3 separate regions of the Homo sapiens genome follow, and regions 2 and 3 are each linked to region 1. Evidence: chromatin loops called from intact Hi-C (ENCODE). Cell type or tissue: heart right ventricle. All regions are shown on one strand. Links, peaks and the distances in the headings refer to the core of each region. The heading gives the core; the rest is flanking DNA.

Region 1 (5,000 bases), core at 1-5,000:
AAATCCTCTGTATGATACTGTAATGATGGATACATGTCATTACATTTGTCCAAACCCATAGAATATACAATACCAAAAGTGAACTCTAAGGTTCATTTTTTGAACATTGGGACTCTGAGTGTTTATGATGTGTCAGTATATGTTTACCAATTTTAACAAATTTACCACTCTGGTGGAAGATGTTGACAATGAAGGAGGCTATGCAGGTGTGGGAATAAGGGGTACATGGAAAACCTCTGTACCTTTCTCTTAATTTTGCTGTGAACCTGAAACTTCTCTAAAACAAAGTCTTAAAAACAAAACATCATAAGTAAATCCTTCTACCAGTAATAATAATAATATTGGAAGTAAATTTAACAAATCATCAACATTTTGTCAAATCCGATTGGTATCTCTCTACTTCATTTAAATACCCCATATTAAGGAAGTATTGTTACATCTTTTAGGTATTATAATGGCATTATGGTTATGTTAAAAAAGAAAAAAATCCTTATCAATTAGAGGTGCATACTGAAGTGGGTGAAATGGAGTATGTCTGGAATTTCCTTTAAAACTTTCCAGAAAAAAAAGTAGAGGGATAGATGATTAATATGGACAATTGCTATAGATGCATACACTATACTATTCTACTTTTGTGTATGCTTGAACAATTTTTTCTTCTTCTTTTTTTTTTTTTTTGAGAGTCTCACTCTGTCACCCAGGCCGGAGTGCAGTGGCATGATCTCAGCTCACTGCAGCCTCCACCTCCCAGGTTCAACTGATTATCCTGCCTCGGCTCCATGGGTAGCTGGGACTACAGGCAAGCACCACCACACCCAGCTAATTTTTGTATTTTTTTAGAGACAGGATTTCACCATGTTGCCCAGGCTGGTCTCCAACTCCTGACTTCAAGTGATCTGCCCGCCTTGGCCTCCCAAAGTGCTGGGATTACAGGCGTGAGCCTGGCTGAATATTTCCATAATAAAGAGTTTTGGATTATGTTTAATGTTCATGATAGAAAAAGAAAAAAAACAAGACTGCAGGATGGGCTGGGATACTCATGGCTCACTAAGACCTACAGCACAGTCTCTCCTGAATTGAAGCAGCTTAAGTAAAAACAGAATATTGTGCGCCTGTAGTCCCAGCTACTGGGGAGGATGAGGCAGGAGAATCACTTGAACCCTGGAGGCGGAGGTTGCAGTGAGCAGAGATCGTGCCACAGCACTCCAGCCTGGGTAACAGAGCAAGACTCCATCTCAAAACAAACAACAACAAAAAAACCAAAAACAGAATATCTGCCAGGCCCAGTGGCTCATGCCAGCACTTAGGGAGGTCGAGGTGGGAGGATCCGTAATCCCAGTACTTTGAAAGGTCGAGGTGGGAGGATCACTTGAACTCAGGAGTTGGAGACCAGCCTGGGCAACATAGTGAGACTTTGTCTCTACTAAAAGAAAAAAAAAGAAACCAGAATATCTATACCTTTGTGCCCAACTCATAACCATTCTCAGCCTAAGGTCTCCCTCCATTACCCAGACAGAAATAATCTTTAATGTTCATTCTAGGCATTTATAGGATGATTTCATTTTGCCTAGTACTCAGTAATTCAAAATTCATGGCTATTTGTTAAATGCCTTGGGATCGTTTTAAATGATGTGTCCTTAGTAACTAACATGATGATGACAGCCCAATCCATGGGAGATTGGAATCACTGAGGCAAAAATCATCGCTGTGATGGGGCCTGCCTCTTGACTTTGCCCTCAAGGTTAGCATCAGAAGATGTAAGCTAAACACACCCCCTTACTCCACTCAACCCCTCATTCCTTTAGGCAAGGTATTAAGAGCCCTATGCAAAGGCAATCTTCAAGTATGCGTTGGCAGAAAAACAACCAGTACAAATTGAGGCATAATGTAAAACCGTTAGGCTGCTTTTCACCCAGCAGAGGGCGCTAAACAGCTGTGCCCAAGCCTCTGATTCAACAAAGCAAACGAGGGCTGGTGAAGCAAGGGAAAGTCAGTTCAGACGCAAAAGCAGCTCTACAATTGTCTCCCTTAATCTCCTAGTCAGTTCAGAAAGGCAGAGATTTATTGTTTAGTTCCACAGAGAGAGACTGACCTGCAAATAATCCAAGTGAAGAATATTTAGGATCATTTCAGACCATTTAAGCCAGCCCCATGGGCCTGGCAGTTGGATGAGAATGGGGTCAGCCTCAGGAGAGGGACCCTAGCCCCAGCCTCTCTGGGGCACCGGAGGTGGAGCACAGGGACTTCTCGGGAAGGCTAGGCCTTTCTTCTCAGTGCCAGTGCCAGGCAAAGACAAGCAGAGGCCAGGCCTTCTAAGCCTGGTTTCCTCACAAACAATTGCTTACCTTCAACTCATCTGAGAACCCCAAGAAAATACAACTACATACTCTGGTTTTGGTTTTTTGGGTTGGTTTCATTCTGCACTAAAATCACTAATTCATCAAAAAATGTACTATAATCACATTGTGGCAGCAGCTTTGTAGTTACAGAAAACCTTTATACTTAAAGAGTACCCTTTCCCAAAGGGTCCCGAGCTATAAGCAGAAACTAAGCAAGCCCTTACAACACACTATAACAAAGTAATTATTTAACATTCTTCTTATTTTATTGCTCAGAAAAGCTGAGGTAAGGATTTGCTTTGGGTTTCCTCAAAAGCCAGCCAAGCACAGGACTGAGAAAGCAGTCTGAAATTCTGGGTCGAATATTCCTGGAACTTATCATTGTTTGAAGAGCCAAAGAAGAATAATTTAAATGTCCATCAACAGAAGTCTGGTTAAAATTATTGTTTAATAAAATAAGCCAGACATAAAAGGACAAATATTGTATGATTCCACTTACATGAGGAATAGTCAAATCAGAGACAAAGTAGAATGGCAGTGGCCAGGGGCTGGGGGAAAAGAGGAATGGCGAGTCATAGTTTAATGGGTAGTTTCTGTTTTGCAAGATGAAAAATTCTAAAGATGGATGTGGTGATGTATTAATTACATGAATGTAATTAATACCACTGAACAGTAAGTACACTTAAAAATGGTTAAAATGGTAAATCTTATGTTGTATACATTTCACAATAAAAAATATAAGAAAGTTTACTACTTATATATGTACAATGCAGCCTAAATAAATAAAAGCATGAGGCAGCTCTGTCTATACTCACATGGAACAATTTCTAAAATATAACGTATTAGTGACTGTATTAATTGTTCAAAACATTCTTTTAACAAGTAACAATGGGATTAGATACAGAGCTTGGGGTTTCATCTTTGAGAGGCAGCAAAGATGGTGCTATAGAAGGGTACAGGAAGTGCAAGCTCTGGAATAAAAGGACTTGATTCAAATCTTGGTTTCGCCATTCATGTGTCCTGGTTACTCTACTCCTCTACCCTAATTTTTTTATTGTAAAATGGAGAAAATACCAACTATTTCCCAGGTTTGTTGTGTGTGGTGAGATAATGTTTGTAAAAGCACTTAGCCCAGTGTGATATATATTAGGTGCACACAGCTCTCAAATTGTCCTTGTGTCCGTAAAGTATCATCCATGAACTTGTCCTAATCTTTCAAACCTTGTTTTAGGTAGCATTAAGAATATGAATAGTATGATACAATTACACAAAAACATACACAAATTTATACATACAAAGACAGATGCAAAATGGTTAGCAGAGGTCATCTCTTGCAGATAGCAATTTTACTTAATACCCTTTCATATTGCTAAAGTGTTTTCTTTTCTTTTCTTTTTTTTTAACTGTGAAGCCTAAAGGAAAATCATTCAGCCTGGCTTTCTTCTCAGCCCATTTATTCCTCTTCAGTGAGTGTACTGTGTAAGACCAAACCTCCTTTTGTGTTAACCATACCTCTCCTAAGCTCCAAGAAACTGCAGCGCATTACAGAGGCACAGTCTGTGTGACACACAGCCCAGCTACGTCAGTGGATGGAAAATAAGTCTGTTTTGTTATTTTTCCAAAGTTGAAAATAATTGATATTTGTATAGGAATTCAATCACTTACATATCTCATTTTATTGTCACTTGTGAGGTAAGGATTATGTAGGCCCTTTTTCTAGACACGTATCAGAGAGGTAAAATGACTTGCTAATAATCCAAAGAGCTTGGCCTGGAGCCTAAAACTAAGTTGTATCCATTCTACCAACATGCAGAGGACAGAACAGCACCTAGCATTCCAAATGAGGAATGTTCTGGAGCTTTACACAAGGAAGAAAAGCACTTTCCAGGCTTTTTTTTTTTTTTTAATGATTTTATCTATTTTCAAGTATAGAGTTTTGTGGCATTAACTACATTCACATTTTCATATCGTTGTGCAACCATCACCACATTTTATCTCCAGAACTACCCCTTCCCACTGACAACTGCCATTCTCCCCCTAGACACCATTCACTTGGCACAGTGTCTTCAAGGTTCATCCATGTTGTAGTGTGTGTCAATTTCATTTCTTTTTAAGGCTGAATAATACTATTTCATTGTATGTATAGACTACATTTTGTTTATCTATTCATCCACTGATGGACCCTTGGGTTGCTTCTACCTTTCAGCTTTGTGAATAATGCCACTATGAACATTAGTGTACAAATATCTGTTTGAGCCTCTACTTTCAATTCTTTTGGGTATATAACCAGAAGTGAAATTGCTGGATCCATATGGTAATTCTACTTTTAACTTTTTGAGGAATGCCATACTGTTTTCCACAGTGGCTGCCCCATTTTATATTCTCACCAACAACGTACAAGAGTTCCAATTTCTCCATATCCTTGCCAACTCTTTTTATTCTTTGCTTGTTTGGATAATAGTCATCCTAATGGGTGTGAAATGTTTGCTGGCCTTTTTAACCTTCAAATAATAGCCTAAAATAACTCTCAAGTCCTTTTAAATATCTCAGAGCGCATCATTCTACAAACAGTTTGAGTTATCTTTCTTCATGAGTACCTACCCTGAAATTCAGTTACCACTTTTCTATTCACTCACCCCATCCAGCCCAAAAGAGTTTTCT
Region 2 (8,316 bases), core at 1,437-6,436, 110 kb after region 1:
CAATGCAAATGCTATGTAAGTAGCTTTTATATTTTATTGTTTATGAAGTAATGAGAAAAAAGTTTGTACATGTTTGGTACAGATAGTACAGATAGTTTTTTTTTTTTTTTTTCCAAATAGTTTTGTGGTTTTTTTGTTTTGTTTTTTTGAGATAGTATATGGCTCTGTCACCCAGGCTGGAGTGCAGTGGCACTATCTTGGCTCACTGTAACTTCCACCTCCCAGGCTCAAGTGATCCTCTCACCTCAGCCTCCCAAGTAGCTGGGACTACAAGCATGCACCACCACACCCAGCTAATCTTTGTATTTTTTGTAGAGATGGGGTTTCACCAGGCTGCCCAGGCTGGTCTCAGATTCCTGACCTCAAGCAATCCACCTGCCTTGGAAGAACTGGGATTACAGGCATGAACCACTGTGCCTGGCCCCAAATCATTTTGATCTGAGGTTTGAATCCACAGATGCAGAACCCACAAAGATGGAGGGCCAATTCTATGTGTGGTTTTGTGTCTCCGACTTTATACAGGTCTGTGAGAACTGTGACTAATGAATTCATGGTTCCTATCTCACCTGCACTCCAGGGTATCGGCTCACTGAATGGAATGTTGAGCAGAATTGCTGTTACTATGTAAATTACTTTTCTCTTTTTTCCTTCCTTGCTTTCTCCCTCCTTCTCCATGAGTACATAGTTGAATTCTTGTGACACAATGCAGTATTCTGAAATGAGAAATGAATGGGCACGTGGCTCAGATGGTAAGAGCTCTGGGCTACCATGCGCAGTTCTGCCTCCCAACTGTCACTTTTTCCAACAGGACCAGGAGTTGAAATAAGGGAACTGATAAGTTCACAAAACCTTGAGCGTGATGCTGGTTTTTGTTAACTGAAAAATAAAAAAGTAACTCCAATTATAAGCAAATATTTAATTTTTTTAGAAAACAAAAATTTTTTTACTCTTATCCATTACTACTGATCCATTACAGATACTGCAAATATTTATTGAACAGTTATTTATAGATATACTATATCTTGCAGCAAACCAGCTAATAAACTTCACATAAATTGCCTTAATTGTTTCTCATGACAACCCGACAAAGTAGGATTTAGATTTCTTACTGGTTAACTGCTACTATATCTTAAATTTAAAAAATCTTTCAGGGTTTTAAAAGAATTATAGAATTTTATCCCCATAACTATTTTGTGAGGTTGTAGAATAGATGTTGTTTTGTAAGTAGCTGGGATTACAAGTGTGTGCCACCACACACGGCTAATTTTTGTATTTTTAGTAGAGGCAGGGTTTCACCTCGTTGGTCAGGCTGGTCTCGAACTCCTGACCTCAAGTGATCCTCCTGCTTTGGCCTCCCAAAGTGCTGGGATTACAGGCATGAGCCACCACGCCCAGCTGCCAATATGTTTTCTAAAGCAGCTAAACCTCCCCTTTCGGCCACAGACTTTTCTAACAAATTCATCTTGCTGAATTGGGTAGATGAATGCTGGACTTGTGACTGAGAAGAACAGTTGTTTGGAGACAGGCAAGTTAGTGGGAAGCGCATGAGCTAAATATTAATAATAAAGTGTCTGCAGATACCCAGAGACGCCAACACTGCTGGGGTGGCGGGTGTCTTGGGAGGGAGGATTGAACATGGGGTATGGATGTAGGGAGAGGAGAGTGTGTGTGGGCAGGGTGCTTCCTTGAGGAAGGTCATCTTTATTCACAGGAGGTGAAAGCACCATTCACACAGCATCGGAGCAGTTTTTTAAGGACTCTGCTTAGTTAGGAAGGAGGGAGGCATTCATCTTCTCATTTAATGGCACCATTTGCACAACTGAGCAACCATGGAAGCATTTCACTGTGACCGAAACACTTCTCACCACTGTGGCTTGGCATCTTTTTGTGAGAAAAAAGGCTCTAAAGAAATATGCTACCTTGCATTTGACATTCAGTTATTAAATTGTGTTGTGAAAAAGTGTAACATGCGGGCCGATTTAACAGCCTCATATAAATACTGTGTCCCAGAATGAACAACTTAAAAGAGGGGTGAACTGGTCACTGGGTAATCCTGGAAGAAATGGAAGACCAGCATTCTTCATCCATTATCAGCTGGATGGTAGTGCCCCTCTCGTGGGAGCTGAACATTATGAAGTGGCCTTCCTGTCAGTAGAGCTCAGAACCCTCAAATACCTTCTGTTGGGATTGCGAGTCGTATGTTCAGACTATAAAAAGGGCAGAGATAAGAAAGAGGATGTTTCGAAAACACCAAAGTAACTAACCCTTTAGGAGTCCTTCAACCTCCCCAGTTACCCTTGGCGCGCAGCATTTGAAGCTGTCTGTGAGGCCATCCTGCGCTTGTTTCCCTCAGACACTTTGTTTTTCATGTTTTGGCAGAATCTCCAATGAAAACTATGTTCCTCACGGGCTGAAGGTGGTGCAGTGTCACAGCCAGGGTGGCCTGCGCTCCCTCATGCAGCTGGAGAGCCGCTGGCGTCAGCACTTCCTGGACTCCATGCAGCCCAAGCACCTGCCCCAGCAGTGGTCAGTGGACCACAACCATCAGAAGCTGCTCCGGAAATTCGGGGAAGATCTTCCCATCCAGCTGTCTTGATAGCTGCTTTCCTCCCAGTTAGGACAAGTGGGAAGCTGGAGCCAAGGTTGAAGAGTCACCTCTTCCCATTTTAGTACATCATTAATTGTCAAAGCCTGTGTGACACAACTCAGAATACTAACCTAGACTAATCCCAGGATGCTTCTGCTGGAGCAAAGATATTGTTTGAAGGAGAGTTTATGGTTTTGGATTTTAAACGGGCAGGGTCTTTTTTCCTCTCATTTTTGTGGACAAGAGAGGCCTTCGCCTTTATTTTTACTCTCCCTCTTCTGCTGTCCCTGTGCAGAGGAAAAATGAAGAATTCTCCCAGAAGTGACTTGTCAAGACTTAAAAAAAATGTTTTTAATGCATTTCTTCCTTGTCTAGTGCCTCGGTTTATCTCTAACAGGGGCTGTCCAGTATATCGGTCCTGTTAGGAGGGGAGAAAAAGTTCTTCCAAAGGCTGGAGAAGTGAACAAGGAGTCAAATTTATTTTCCCAATTCAACTTCATAATTATCATTTCTTTGGCTTCATGCTCTCCCGTAACTCATGTGGTTGGGATCCATCCCATCTGGGTCACTTCAGTCTACTTCACGTACTTGAAAAGGCTTTCCTTTACACTTCCAGGACCAAACAGCAACTTCCTGCCACACACTTCCACCCTATCACTGGGAGAAATCCTTTTCTGGACATGAGCCTTTGACCTGGGTGGGGCAGAAAGAACCACAAACTCCATCTCCCAATAGAACTTTGAAATTCACTCAGCTTTTCCTTTCATGCTGTTTGTTGCCTGCTTGTTGCACTCCTCCTGCCCCAGAACTGCAAGATTTTTAGCTTCACCCCTTTCTGAGAGTAATGTTATCTTTTATCAGAATCAGTATCAGTTCCCCTGTATTCTGTGCTTCATCGAATTTGCAAGACTGACCTCTTTTAAGCATTTAATTCACTCCCAGAGTCATCTGGTCAGGTTGCAATATGAGGACTTCTCTGTCTCCTCTGAAGCCTGGGACACTGAGCTTACTTAATACATTAGATGTTCAAAAGAGGAGCGTTGTTTCATCTTTCAAAATGTTAGGCCATTACTTTGAGTATAAAATCGACTTATTAATGATTAGTAATTTTTCTAAAGTATTGGGAAAACTTTCTTATTTTATAAGATCTTAACAAGCTTAAAAAAGAATTTTATGACCAGAATCCAACAAGAGCTCTATTTTGGAATTGTGCCCAAGTTGGTGATGTTTACTCTAAAATTAATAATAAAACTACTTGTAAGCACAAGGCTCACTGGATGTAAATGTAAAACTTCGCGACTTTATAAAACTGGCATTCCTAGGGGAGGGGCTATTTATCCTACAGGTCCCTGCCTCCTGGCAGTGCCATGGTATGTGTGCATGGATATACCAGACACAGTCACCATCGGCCATCAGTAGCAGCCCATGAACCCACGTGCACATCCTGCATCTTGCTCTTCTGACCCTTCATTCCCACTTGTCTTCAGGCAGGCATTTCTGGGATCTAAACTAGAAATCCTTGAAAACAAATAGTACCAGCCACTTTGAGGAATGTGCATTCACTGTAGTGGGTTATTATGGGGTCTCTGCCTCCTGGCTGTGTTATGCGGAGCCCAGGAGTGGAGGAGAGCCGTGGAAATAGACAGGGAGAGGCTGGTACTTGGGTTGTGGTAATAGTCAGGCTTGCCACAAGAGGGCACTCATAGATTTGTTTTTATATTCATTCTTGAGAAAAAAGCAACTGGTTACTGAACGTAACTCATGACTTATGTTTCAAATTTTGCATAGCTGATTTTAAGTCATTTTGATAGCTTTGCAAGAAAAATTTTTCCTTTGAAACAAGGGAGTAGGGCTGTTTCATTTTCTTTCCTTCTAATCCTCATGCCAAGAGGTGAGAAACACTTAAGGTCATTTAAGGTGCTAGGGAAAGGGTTTTCCCATGGAGCTTTCTGTGAGGCGCAGTAAAATAGAGCCAGCAGCAAAGTAGAGGAAAAAGCCAGACTGCGTCACACAAGATTTCTCATCCTTTTCAGGAGAGAGTCACTGTGTAGATTTGAATCTTTTTTCTTTGAGTCTGCTTTGAACTTTAGCAGGCTTTTCCTAAGACTGACAATTGTCGTCTTAAATCAGAGATTTGAGGGTAGACTTATTTTATGGCAAATGTCTATTTTTCTGATATAAAAGTAACAATGCTCATTACAGAAGAATCTAAACAAAGAATAAAAATTAGCCATCTTCTCTCCATCTAAAACAGAGCTAAACTTTGCTGATATGTTTATGAATTTCCTTTCAGTATTAAAAAGTGCATATAAGGTGTATATTTACACAAAATTGAAGGTCATACATAGATACAGGTTGGTATCCTAACTTTACCCTCTCACTGATTAACATGGTATCACGAGTAACTTCCTATGTTTTTAAATCTTTGAAAATAGATTTCTAGTGGTTCTACCTTATCCATCCCCACACTGTTGAAAATTTTGGTTGTTTCAGATACTTTTATTATCAATGATGATGTGATAAAGTTTCTTGTATATATCTCTTTGGCTCTATCTTTGGTAATTTCTTAAGAATGGAATCTTAGAATTGGACTGTGAAGAGGGGGATTCACATTGCTGGGGCTAAGTACAAATTGACATCACCTTTTAGGAATGAAATGCTTCTCTTTGACCCTTTAGCTCCAGTGTCCCAGCATAGTCACTGGGCTTCATAGGAGTAGCAGTGAGAGGACAGTGTCACAGCAAGGGCCTCTCTGCATGCTCCCTGATCATTGTGTTTGCAGGTTCAGCATTTCTTCTTGAGTCCTTCCCTTCTTCCAACCTTATTGCCTCATTTCCCCCTTGTAGTCAATGTTTTTTGGAAACACTGTTTATTTTAAAATAAAAATGTAAAAAAAAGGTAAAAAAATAAAATTTTAAATTTTAAAATATAGGCTGTAGGCAGATGTTTTTTCCCTGCTACACAAACAATTAGTGATTTGCCATCCCAAAGTGAATGAGGCACAATATTCAGGGATTTGTTACGGCTTACGCTTAAGAGCACAGCCATAAGTTACTTATTCTTATCCATGTCACGGATAGAGATCAGATGACAAAATGTGTTCTGTTGAAATAAAGCCATTTTAATCATGCATTTTAGACTCTTAAGAATCCAGCAGGCAGAAAGAGGTTTTGTTCACCTTCCTATTCGCCTATTAGTTTGGGGCCCTAACATTTGACTGTAAGTTAAGTTCTTAGTTTACCCTGCCTCTCAATTTTTCATTCATTTATTTATCCTTTCTTCCTTTTTTTCCCCTTCCTTATGTCTCAGCCTTATAAGAAGTATCATTTTTTCTTTTAAAGGAGATATTTTCTCAGTTTGCTAGTTTACTAATTATTATGTATTTTAAATGGATCTTTCTTTCTGGTCTTTTATGTTTCCTATTATAAGATGGTTATTTTTTGAGAGTACCTAATCCCCTTAGGGATACACTGAGAATCAGTTTCTGTTGGAAGAGATAAACTAAAAGAGGGTATAAGAATGATTCTTGTTTTGATTAACTGTTGATTGATATGAATAACATAAAAATAATACATAATCTCCCCAGTACTTTTTTTTTTTTTTTTTTTTTGACATGGTCTCACTCCAGACTGGAGTGCAGTGGTGCAGTCATGGCTCACTGCTGCTTCAACCTCCAGGGCTCAGGCAATCCTCCCATCTCAGCTTCCCAAGTAGCTGGGACTACAGCCTTGTGGCACCATGCCTGGCTAATTTTTTAATTTTTTTGTAGAGATAGAGTCATGCTTTGTTGCACAAGCTGGTCTCAAACTCCTGGCCTCAAGCCGTCCTCTCACCTTAGCTCCCAAAGTACTGGGATTACAGGTATGAGCCACTGTGCTCAGTCCCCCAAATACTTTTGTTTTGGAATTCAGGTATAATTTTCAGGCATTCACCAAGATACCCCTTGTGCAAGAGCCCAGCACCTTCTGCCTGTCCCAGTCCTGGAGTAGTTTTGCATCAGGCAATGGAGTAGGGATGACGTGCAGCCACACAGCCCATGTGTTCAAAAGTACCGATTCCACCAGCCTGCTAGGAGACGTATTAGTCACTCCCTTTGCTTGAGGAAGCAAGGCCTTGCTTAAATGCTAGCATGTTATTTAGAAAGGTGGGAAGTACATTAGACCATTTTTTTTTTAACCAGCTTTATCTGTGGCCAACTCTGGTTGAAGGCCCCTAGAAACTGGGTAACTGGACCAAATGGTTAATCATTTGAGAGATAATCAAGAACTGCCTTTGCAGAGGAACAGAGTTGTCAAAGGACCTAGTTCATGCATCCTGGGTTGTACCCCCTTCTGATGTGGTGCAGGCTGCCTCAAAGGTCATTTTGTGTTGTGACTGAATGGAGATAATGTCATACCCTCCAGACTGAACTCAAAGCATTTGCTTTTTGCTATTTGTTATTCTTGAATTTTTCTCTCTTGCTGGATGGGTAGCCTGTTGCCTTTCTCCCAGCATAAGCTTCAAAAGCTGCCGAGTTTACAGGCAGCATTATTATAAGCATGATGTTTGGGTTCAGAAAATTCCTGAGTTGAAATGGCTACTTAGAATCTGCTTCTGCTGCTGCTGCTTTTTTTTTTGTTTTTTTTTTTTTTTTGAGACAGAGTTTTGCTCATGTCATCCAGGCTGGAGTGCAGTGATGCAATCTTGGCTCCCTGCAAACTCTGCCTCCTGGATTTAAGCGAGTCTCCTGCTTCAGCCTCCCAAGTAGCTGGGGTTACAGGCGTGCACCACCGCACCTGGCTAATTCTTGTATTTTTAGTAGAGACGTGGTTTCACCATGTTGGTCAGGCTGGTCTCGAACTCCTGACCTTAGGTGATCCGCCCGCCTCAGCCTCCCAAAGTGCTGGGATTACAGGCGTGAGCCATCGCACCCGGCCCCTACTTCTGCTTCCTAAAGATCTCCCTTCTCAGGCTGCAGCACGCCAGGGCGGAGTTGAGATTCTGGCCACTCAGGCCACCAGGGTATCTATTAAGTCCTGGGTAAGAAACAGAATTTTGAGCTTAGTCAGCTACAGGGGGCTGAAAAGGAATGAGACTGAAACATGGATAATTTTAAAGGAGGTATGTTTGTTTAGTGGGGATGGGGTAGGCTGGGGGCTTGTTCATGAACTGAACTTTAAATTTTGCTCTTTCCTATACCTAGTTCTGTCATGTATTGGAGGATCAAAAAAAAGTGTGCTGGTGACTGAGGTTCTGGTTCCAGCCACCAGCTGTGTGCCTTTGGACAGATCACTTTTCTGGGCTCCTTTCTGTATCTATAGAGGTTTGAATTAGATGTGCTGTAAGGGCCCTCCTAGCTGTAGCATTCTGTAATCCACCCCACTGTTTCCTTATGTGGCCCTTTCCCTTGAGTACTGTGTACTTTCTGCTTTGTTGCACACTCTCGTCCCACCCCCAGCGCTGGGAATGGAGACTGCATGGAAAGAAGGGTAATGAGGGAAGCAGGATGCCACACCATGGCCTCATTGACTAGGGAGAAGCCTGCTCTCTCCATCTGGTGTCAGAATACCTGTCTCACCAGAGATGTCTGTGTGTGGGGAGCTCACATTTCCCTATCGCCCAGTCCACTGAATAATCAGAAAGAGAGAAGGGAAATCTGTATGTTTAACCACATTGCCAGTGCTCTAGGATTTAATAGGAGATAAGTGTAAAAGGGAAATGAGGCAAGTGTGCCAGGTGTTGTAGATGGG
Region 3 (8,316 bases), core at 1,437-6,436, 330 kb after region 1:
GAACTTAGCCATTCTTGGTCTCATTTTTCACGTTCCTCCTCTTCTCCCAGCTCTCACGTCCCCAGATAGTAACTGTACAGTTCTTTCTATTGAATACTTTGTACTGAACATAGCTTCAGACCTGAGGTAACATGTGCTCTTCTGACTCCAAGCTGGACCTTCCCATGCCTTATAATCCTGTCTGTAGCTCTGAGCAACAACCCTCCGCATTTTACCCAGATGTCAACTGGCAGGCAACTGGAGGAAAATCTTAGAAGCAAACTGACTCAGGGCTAGTTGATGGGAACTGCTTTCCCCAACACCCTCTCTAAAGGTCATTGATTCTTCTGAGCATCAGTCAATTCAGTATTTGGCAGTAAAACCCATATTAATAGGAACATGTGAAAAATGAGATAAAGAATGGCTAAGTTCCTGTTAAGCAAGGGTTTGTTGATCTTAGATGCTAAGAGTGTGTTATAAAAACCCTTTCCATTTACCTGAAGAGCCTTCTCTTCTTTCAGTGAGCAGTATGTTGTTCCCTTTAACAGATTACTCTATCACTTCAGTAATCAGTGTCAGTTTTTTAACCTTTTGACAGGAAGGTGCTGATAATTCTGGAGACATGGAGTTACTTGCTGCATCTATGGGATGTCCTTTTCTTAAAATTTTAATTAGTTGTCTTAGTCCATAGGTCTACTTTTTTAACAGAAAAGGTTGAAATTAGTTTTATAAAGATTAGCTTATGAGATATACATATATATACACACACACACACACACACACATTTTTTTTTTCCTTTGAGATGGAATCTTGCCTGTCACCCAGGCTGGAGTACAATGGCGCAATCTTGGCTCACTGCAACCTCTGCCTCCCAGGTTCAGACGATTCTCCTGCCCCAGCTTCCGGAGTAGCTGGGATTACAGGCGCCCGCCACCATGCCCGGCTAATTTTTGTATTTTTAGTAGAGACAGGGTTTCACCATGTTGGCCAGGCTGGTCTCGAACTCCTGACCTCGTGATCCGCCCACCTTGGCCTCCCAAAGTGCTGGGATTACAGGCATGAGCCACCACGCCCGGCTGCTTAAGAGATATTTCTAGGCTCTATGAGGTCAACTACTGCATCTTGATTACCACTGTATCTCAAGCACCTGGCCCAGAGCCTGGTGCATAGATGATGCTTGTTAAATATTAGTAGAATAAATAAATTTATGTCTGAAATTTAATATCTGCAATAATATATTGTTGATTCTATCTCAAGAATAATACAAGCCAAACCTGTTGAACCAGCACTTAAAGTTCGTTTTAAAAAGCAATTGTGAACCAGGAGCAGTGGCGCATACCTGTAGTCCCAGCTACTTGGGAAGCTGAGACAGGAGGATTGCTTGAGCCCAGGAGTTCCAGGCTGTAGTGTGTTATGATTGTGCCTGTGAATAGCCACTCAACTCCAGCCTGGGCAACATAGCGAGACCTCATCTCTAAAGACAGATACAGTCAATGAATGGATGGACAGAATGATGGAACTGTGGTGAATATAGTTTAATAATAGTGTGTGGTACATATCAAAATTGCTAAGAGTAAATTTCAGATGTTCTCACCACAAAATATGATAAATATTTGAGATGACAGATGTTAGTTTTATTTAATTAGTCCACATTTTATTCATGAATCATAATGTCACTTTATACCCTATAAATATATATAATTATAAATTGTTGATTTACAATAAATTTTTTAAAAAATCAATTGCGTACATCACTGATATTCTTAAACCCTTATTTGGAAGCTTCCCATGAATAACTTAAAGTTGCTGTGTTCTCTAGATGTCCCCAGTGTCCTAGACAGCACCAGTTAAGAACAGTGAGTGTTTTTTAACTGGGACTTCTTCCTGACCCTGAATTTTACTTGACTTAGTTTTTCCTCTTTCTCTCTTCTAATTCACAGAGCAGTAAAGAAGCCCTTTCAGAGGTGAACGCCACGGGAGTGGCCATGCTTTTCTCTGCCGGGACATTTCTTTATGTTGCCACAGTACATGTCCTCCCTGAGGTGGGCGGAATAGGGCACAGCCACAAGCCCGATGCCACGGGAGGGAGAGGCCTCAGCCGCCTGGAAGTGGCAGCCCTGGTTCTGGGTTGCCTCATCCCTCTCATCCTGTCAGTAGGACACCAGCATTAAATGTTCAAGGTCCAGCCTTGGTCCAGGGCCGTTTGCCATCCAGTGAGAACAGCCGGCACGTGACAGCTACTCACTTCCTCAGTCTCTTGTCTCACCTTGCGCATCTCTACATGTATTCCTAGAGTCCAGAGGGGAGGTGAGGTTAAAACCTGAGTAATGGAAAAGCTTTTAGAGTAGAAACACATTTACGTTGCAGTTAGCTATAGACATCCCATTGTGTTATCTTTTAAAAGGCCCTTGACATTTTGCGTTTTAATATTTCTCTTAACCCTATTCTCAGGGAAGATGGAATTTAGTTTTAAGGAAAAGAGGAGAACTTCATACTCACAATGAAATAGTGATTATGAAAATACAGTGTTCTGTAATTAAGCTATGTCTCTTTCTTCTTAGTTTAGAGGCTCTGCTACTTTATCCATTGATTTTTAACATGGTTCCCACCATGTAAGACTGGTGCTTTAGCATCTATGCCACATGCGTTGATGGAAGGTCATAGCACCCACTCACTTAGATGCTAAAGGTGATTCTAGTTAATCTGGGATTAGGGTCAGGAAAATGATAGCAAGACACATTGAAAGCTCTCTTTATACTCAAAAGAGATATCCATTGAAAAGGGATGTCTAGAGGGATTTAAACAGCTCCTTTGGCACGTGCCTCTCTGAATCCAGCCTGCCATTCCATCAAATGGAGCAGGAGAGGTGGGAGGAGCTTCTAAAGAGGTGACTGGTATTTTGTAGCATTCCTTGTCAAGTTCTCCTTTGCAGAATACCTGTCTCCACATTCCTAGAGAGGAGCCAAGTTCTAGTAGTTTCAGTTCTAGGCTTTCCTTCAAGAACAGTCAGATCACAAAGTGTCTTTGGAAATTAAGGGATATTAAATTTTAAGTGATTTTTGGATGGTTATTGATATCTTTGTAGTAGCTTTTTTTAAAAGACTACCAAAATGTATGGTTGTCCTTTTTTTTTGTTTTTTTTTTTTTTAATTATTTCTCTTAGCAGATCAGCAATCCCTCTAGGGACCTAAATACTAGGTCAGCTTTGGCGACACTGTGTCTTCTCACATAACCACCTGTAGCAAGATGGATCATAAATGAGAAGTGTTTGCCTATTGATTTAAAGCTTATTGGAATCATGTCTCTTGTCTCTTCGTCTTTTCTTTGCTTTTCTTCTAACTTTTCCCTCTAGCCTCTCCTCGCCACAATTTGCTGCTTACTGCTGGTGTTAATATTTGTGTGGGATGAATTCTTATCAGGACAACCACTTCTCGAACTGTAATAATGAAGATAATAATATCTTTATTCTTTATCCCCCTTCAAAGAAATTACCTTTGTGTCAAATGCCGCTTTGTTGAGCCCTTAAAATACCACCTCCTCATGTGTAAATTGACACAATCACTAATCTGGTAATTTAAACAATTGAGATAGCAAAAGTGTTTAACAGACTAGGATAATTTTTTTTTCATATTTGCCAAAATTTTTGTAAACCCTGTCTTGTCAAATAAGTGTATAATATTGTATTATTAATTTATTTTTACTTTCTATACCATTTCAAAACACATTACACTAAGGGGGAACCAAGACTAGTTTCTTCAGGGCAGTGGACGTAGTAGTTTGTAAAAACGTTTTCTATGACGCATAAGCTAGCATGCCTATGATTTATTTCCTTCATGAATTTGTCACTGGATCAGCAGCTGTGGAAATAAAGCTTGTGAGCCCTCTGCTGGCCACAGTGAGGAAAGTAGCACAAATAGGATACAGTTGTATGTAGTCATTGGCAACAATTGCATACAATTTTACTACCAAGAGAAGGTATAGTATGGAAAGTCCAAATGACTTCCTTGATTGGATGTTAACAGCTGACTGGTGTGAGACTTGAGGTTTCATCTAGTCCTTCAAAACTATATGGTTGCCTAGATTCTCTCTGGAAACTGACTTTGTCAAATAAATAGCAGATTGTAGTGTCTGGTTTGGTTTGGACAGTAGTGCTTTCTATCATATTGTTGTGTGCAATGGTAATTTGTTCTACTGGCCAAAGCCTCTTTCAGCAGTGCCTTGCCATCATGCTTAAAAGTTTGGCTAGTATATCTTGCTGGATGGAGCCTTGAACTCCGGCAAGGATTGAACCATCTGACTTCCAAATTTGCCTTCCCCTCTGGACCTCACTATTAACAAGCAAACCTTTCAGGGCCCTCTTAGCTCTCAGAAGCTATGTATGGGCTTTCCCAGATTTTAAAGCTGCTGCCTCGAGAACTACTCATTTCTCTCCTGGTCAGCAGACAGAAATAGCCATACTAATCTCATAGGGCTCAAATGCATCTTCAGGCAGCAGGGAACCAAGCAGCGTGGCACAGGCCTTCTTGACTGGAGGAAGAGCTTGCTGGCATGGTGGGCAGTATTCCAGGAGAGGCCATGTCCGTGTTCACTTCTTGGCACATTTCAGTTCCGTTTTCCTCTTGTTTAAAACTGCCTCTTTAGATGTGGATGCCTTAATGCTGTAACACATTTGAAAACATTGGCAATACTTAAGTTGCTGCCATGATTACAGATGGAATTATTGGCTACCAAAGAGACGCAATTGATGATGAGAAGCATGATTCTTGCTTCCATATAACCAAAGTTAATCTTAATTGCAATTTGACTCCGTTTCCTTGGTAGGGATAGACTTTCTTCAGATTCCAAGTGCTCTCTTAAATGGCAAATTAAGTTAAAGAATACTACTGCTCCATTCCCCTCACTTATTCTCCAGTTAATTGCTTGTCAGTTCCATTTCAAGAAAGCAGTGATGTTCCAGGTTTGATTCAGTTTTCCTGTGCACACTATTGCCAAATTTTTTTTTAGCAAAGATTCTGCACTGGAACGTAGACAGTTGGAAACAGTACTACCTACCTAGAGGTTATGTGTTTTCTCTTTCTCCCCGCTTTCACCTCTTTCTTTCCCAATTCAAAACAGCCAAGTGAGCCCTGTTCTGGTATTTTGAATCATTAGAGAAAAGAAAGGGAGTGGCTGTTTTGAGTTGTCCTTTCTTTGCAGAAAGGAGAAAATGTGATTGTGTTTTTTTTTTACCAGCCTACTTCTAAGTGTCACTGCCTGGTTTTTCTCTTTTTCAAGGATTAGAACTAAGAGGACACACCAGCATCGGAGTGTATTAAGCCCCTGAAACACATGGTAGCTAGGGACTGAACACAGGAACCGTATGACAGCAGCACAAACCCCCAAAGGATGTTCCTGCCTTGTGGGCCCCTGAGCCCCTTGGGAGACTGAGAATCATGACCAGATTCATCCAGAACTGCTGCAGTGTTAAGTGAAAATCCTCTGTAGTTGTTCTGCAGAGGAACCTTCCTTCCATTAGAAAATTTCTGCTCAATACAGAATGGTCCACATCACCCAAAGTGCACTGTTGGAGATGCTGTGAAATTAAAACCTCTTTGTACCTGAGACATCTAGATTCACCTCAGGAGGCCTGAAGGAAATGTGTAACTTGTGGGAAAGAACTAGACAACCATTTAGGAATTCTCTAGATATACTCAGCCTAACCCAGTGGCTTAACACAAGGAGATTGGCTTTGATCTTTTTTTCTTGTGGCATCTTCCAGCAAGTTAGAAGTCTCATGGGATAAGACTGCAGTTCCCCTGGTTCAATAGCTGGAACAGTGATTTTAAATGTCCCTTTTTCTGGATCCCTTGTAAACATGAAATCATTCCATGGATGGCTGCCTTATAATTTTGTCTCTTTCCACTTTAATTGTGAATGGTTAAAAAAATGCTGTTTTCTGATATTAAATTTTTATTAGTGCATACCTTAATCTGAGTGGCTCATTACTTATCCTTTTGGCAGTTTGTTTGATGACCAGAATTGACCTGTATTTGAACATCAGAAAAGAGAATGAAAAGTTGTGATGGATGGTAGAAAGATGTACCTACCACAGGCACATCCTTTAGGGAAGGGAGGGAGAAAGGAGAGAGGGGAAATTAAGGACTTGATAGACCAATCTGCCCTGAAAGACACAAATGCATTGATAATTGTTTTTGCCTTGCTGTTGTTAGCAAATATTATTTACGAAGGTAGCTCTCTCTACTCTCAGAAAAGAGAAAGAGGCAACAGATCCAAACCACAGTGGATTCATTTCATAGGGCAGAGTTGTTATATGAGTAGATAGATGCTATGAACAACTGACCCTGGAAATTAAAGAGATTTGATTAGAAACGTGACGTGTGAATTTGATAAATGTTTTTCTCCCTCTGTGGACTTATGGTTAGTCATTAGATTTCATTAAATACTACTGGCCCACTTTGTGCTGGTTTTCTATATGTATAGTTACATGTATAGCTAGTTACAAAGATTGTGCTCAGGGCAGGCATGGTGGCTCACGCTTGTAATCCCAGCACTTTGGGAGGCCGAAGTGGGTAGATCACCTGAGGTCAGGAGTTCGAGACCACCCTGGCCAACATGGTGAAACCCCGTCTCTACTCAAAATAGAAAAATTAGCCAGGTGTGGTAGGGGGGTACCTGTAAATCCCAGCTACTCGGGAGGCTTCCCTGAGATCAAAACACACACACACCTGGGCTTAGCCAAAATAGCCACCAATCCTTTTCTGTTTGGTGTCATTTTTATTTTATTTTTTCCTGCTCACATGATCTGTTTTTTGTTTGTTTGTTTTTTGAGACAGAGTCTTGCTCTGTAGCCCAGGCTGGAGTGCAGTGGTGTGATCTCAGCTCACTGCAAGCTCCACCTCCCAGGTTCACGCCATTCTTCTGCCTCAGCCTCCCGAGTAGCTGGGACTACAGGTGCCCACCACCACGCCCAGCTAATTTTTTGTATTTTTAGTAGAGACGGGGTTTCATTGTGTTAGCCAGGATGATCTTGATCTCCTGACCTCATGATCCGCCCTCCTCAGCCTCCCAAAGTGCTGGGATTACAGGCGAGAGCCACCACGCCCGGCCTGATCTGTTTTTTAATCTAGGTGCTGGTTACAGGGTTATAGCAGGTGAAAAAGCAGTACACATGATTTGTGCTTTTTACCTTATGTCATAGCTCAATAAAAAGTCTTTAAAAGTCAGTGTCACCAGGTGTGATGGTTCATGTCTGTAATCTCAGCCACTTTGAGTGGCTGAGGTGGGAGGATTGCTTGAGCCCAGGAGTTTGAGACCAGCTTGGGCAACACAGTGAGACCCCCATCTCTACAAAAAATTAAAAAAAAAAAATTAGCTGGGGCCAGGCACGGTGGCTCACGCCTGTAATCCCAGCACTTTGGGAGGCCGAGGTGGGTGGGTCGCGAGGTCAGGAGATTGAGACCATCCTGGCTAATATGGTGAAACCCCGTCTCTACTAAAAATACAAAAAATTAGCTGGGCGTGGTGGCGGGCGCCTGTAGTCCCAGCTGCTCGGGAGACTGAGGCAGGAGAATGTCGCGAACCCGGGAGGCAGAGTTTGCAGTGAACCGAGATCACGCCGCTGCACTCCAGCCTGGGTGACAGAGCGAGACTCTGTCTCAAAAAAAAAAAAAAAAAAAAAAGCTGGATATAGTGACATGCACCTGTGGTCCCAGCTACTTGGGAAGCTGAGGTGGGAGGATTGCTTGACCCCAGGAGGTCAAGGCTGCAGTGAACTGTGATCACGCCATTTCACTCCAGCCTGGGCAACAGAGCAAGACTCTGTCTCAAAAAATTCACTTAAAAAAAAGGAAGAATTCTGTTCTAAATTAAGAGAGTCTGAAGAGATGAAATAATCAATTCCAGTGATTAACCTGGATTGGAGGTTCCTTTTTGATTGAACCAGATCAGAAATTTGAAAGTTCAAAAAACATGTTGGGGATGACAGCTGCACAATTCTGTGAACCTACCAAAAGCTATTGAATTGTACACTTAAAAAATGGGAACTCAACATTAAGGGCACATTCCTCCACAAAACTGCTCTCCAGACACCAGCAGCAAGTTCAGGAATTACCAGGTCATCCTTTCTTCTGACTAGCTGGCTGCAAATTTGGAGTTTCCCACAGCCACTCTCTGGTCAGTAATTTGCTAAAACAACTCACAGAACTCCAGAAAAAACTATGTTATGATTGCAGTTCTATTATAGCAAAAAGGACAGACCAGAAACAGAAGAAGAGGTGCCTGGGGCAAAGTCTGAGAGAGTCCCAAATGTGAAGCTTCCCTCATTCTCAGGGACACATT

Evidence for each region. Peaks named below come from ENCODE experiments on the same cell type or tissue, not always from the same donor. Only the 100,000 strongest peaks of a DNase experiment are listed, where the experiment ranks them.
Region 2: it touches region 1 in a loop (2.4-fold over the local background); 33 of 110 quality-filtered maps call a loop at or near these places.
Region 3: it touches region 1 in a loop (3-fold over the local background); 35 of 110 quality-filtered maps call a loop at or near these places.

The regions. Positions count from the first base shown.
Region 1 is chr14:69,127,531-69,132,530 of GRCh38, forward strand. The region is part of intron 1 of DCAF5 (DDB1 and CUL4 associated factor 5); the gene reads right to left. Among named protein-coding and RNA genes, the nearest start is that of DCAF5, 23 kb to the right of the region's middle. In heart right ventricle, for the core only: a CTCF peak has its summit at 1,915 (motif pointing right); a DNase peak (open chromatin) is centred at 1,931; H3K27ac peaks cover 1,291 bases.
Region 2 is chr14:69,238,505-69,246,820 of GRCh38, forward strand. EXD2 (exonuclease 3'-5' domain containing 2) reads left to right here. Exons shown (of 10, transcript NM_001193360.2): 10 at 2,380-5,514. The coding sequence ends at 2,596. All of the region lies in intron 2 of GALNT16-AS1 (GALNT16 and EXD2 antisense RNA 1), which reads right to left. Among named protein-coding and RNA genes, the nearest start is that of GALNT16, 17 kb to the right of the region's middle. RefSeq lists an enhancer at 218-842. In heart right ventricle, for the core only: CTCF peaks have their summits at 4,273 (motif pointing right) and 4,478; a DNase peak (open chromatin) is centred at 4,237; H3K27ac peaks cover 1,449 bases.
Region 3 is chr14:69,456,444-69,464,759 of GRCh38, forward strand. SLC39A9 (solute carrier family 39 member 9) reads left to right here. Exons shown (of 7, transcript NM_018375.5): 7 at 1,920-5,947. The coding sequence ends at 2,150. Among named protein-coding and RNA genes, the nearest start is that of PLEKHD1, 24 kb to the right of the region's middle. RefSeq lists a silencer at 3,845-3,894. In heart right ventricle, for the core only: a CTCF peak has its summit at 3,864 (motif pointing left); a DNase peak (open chromatin) is centred at 3,858.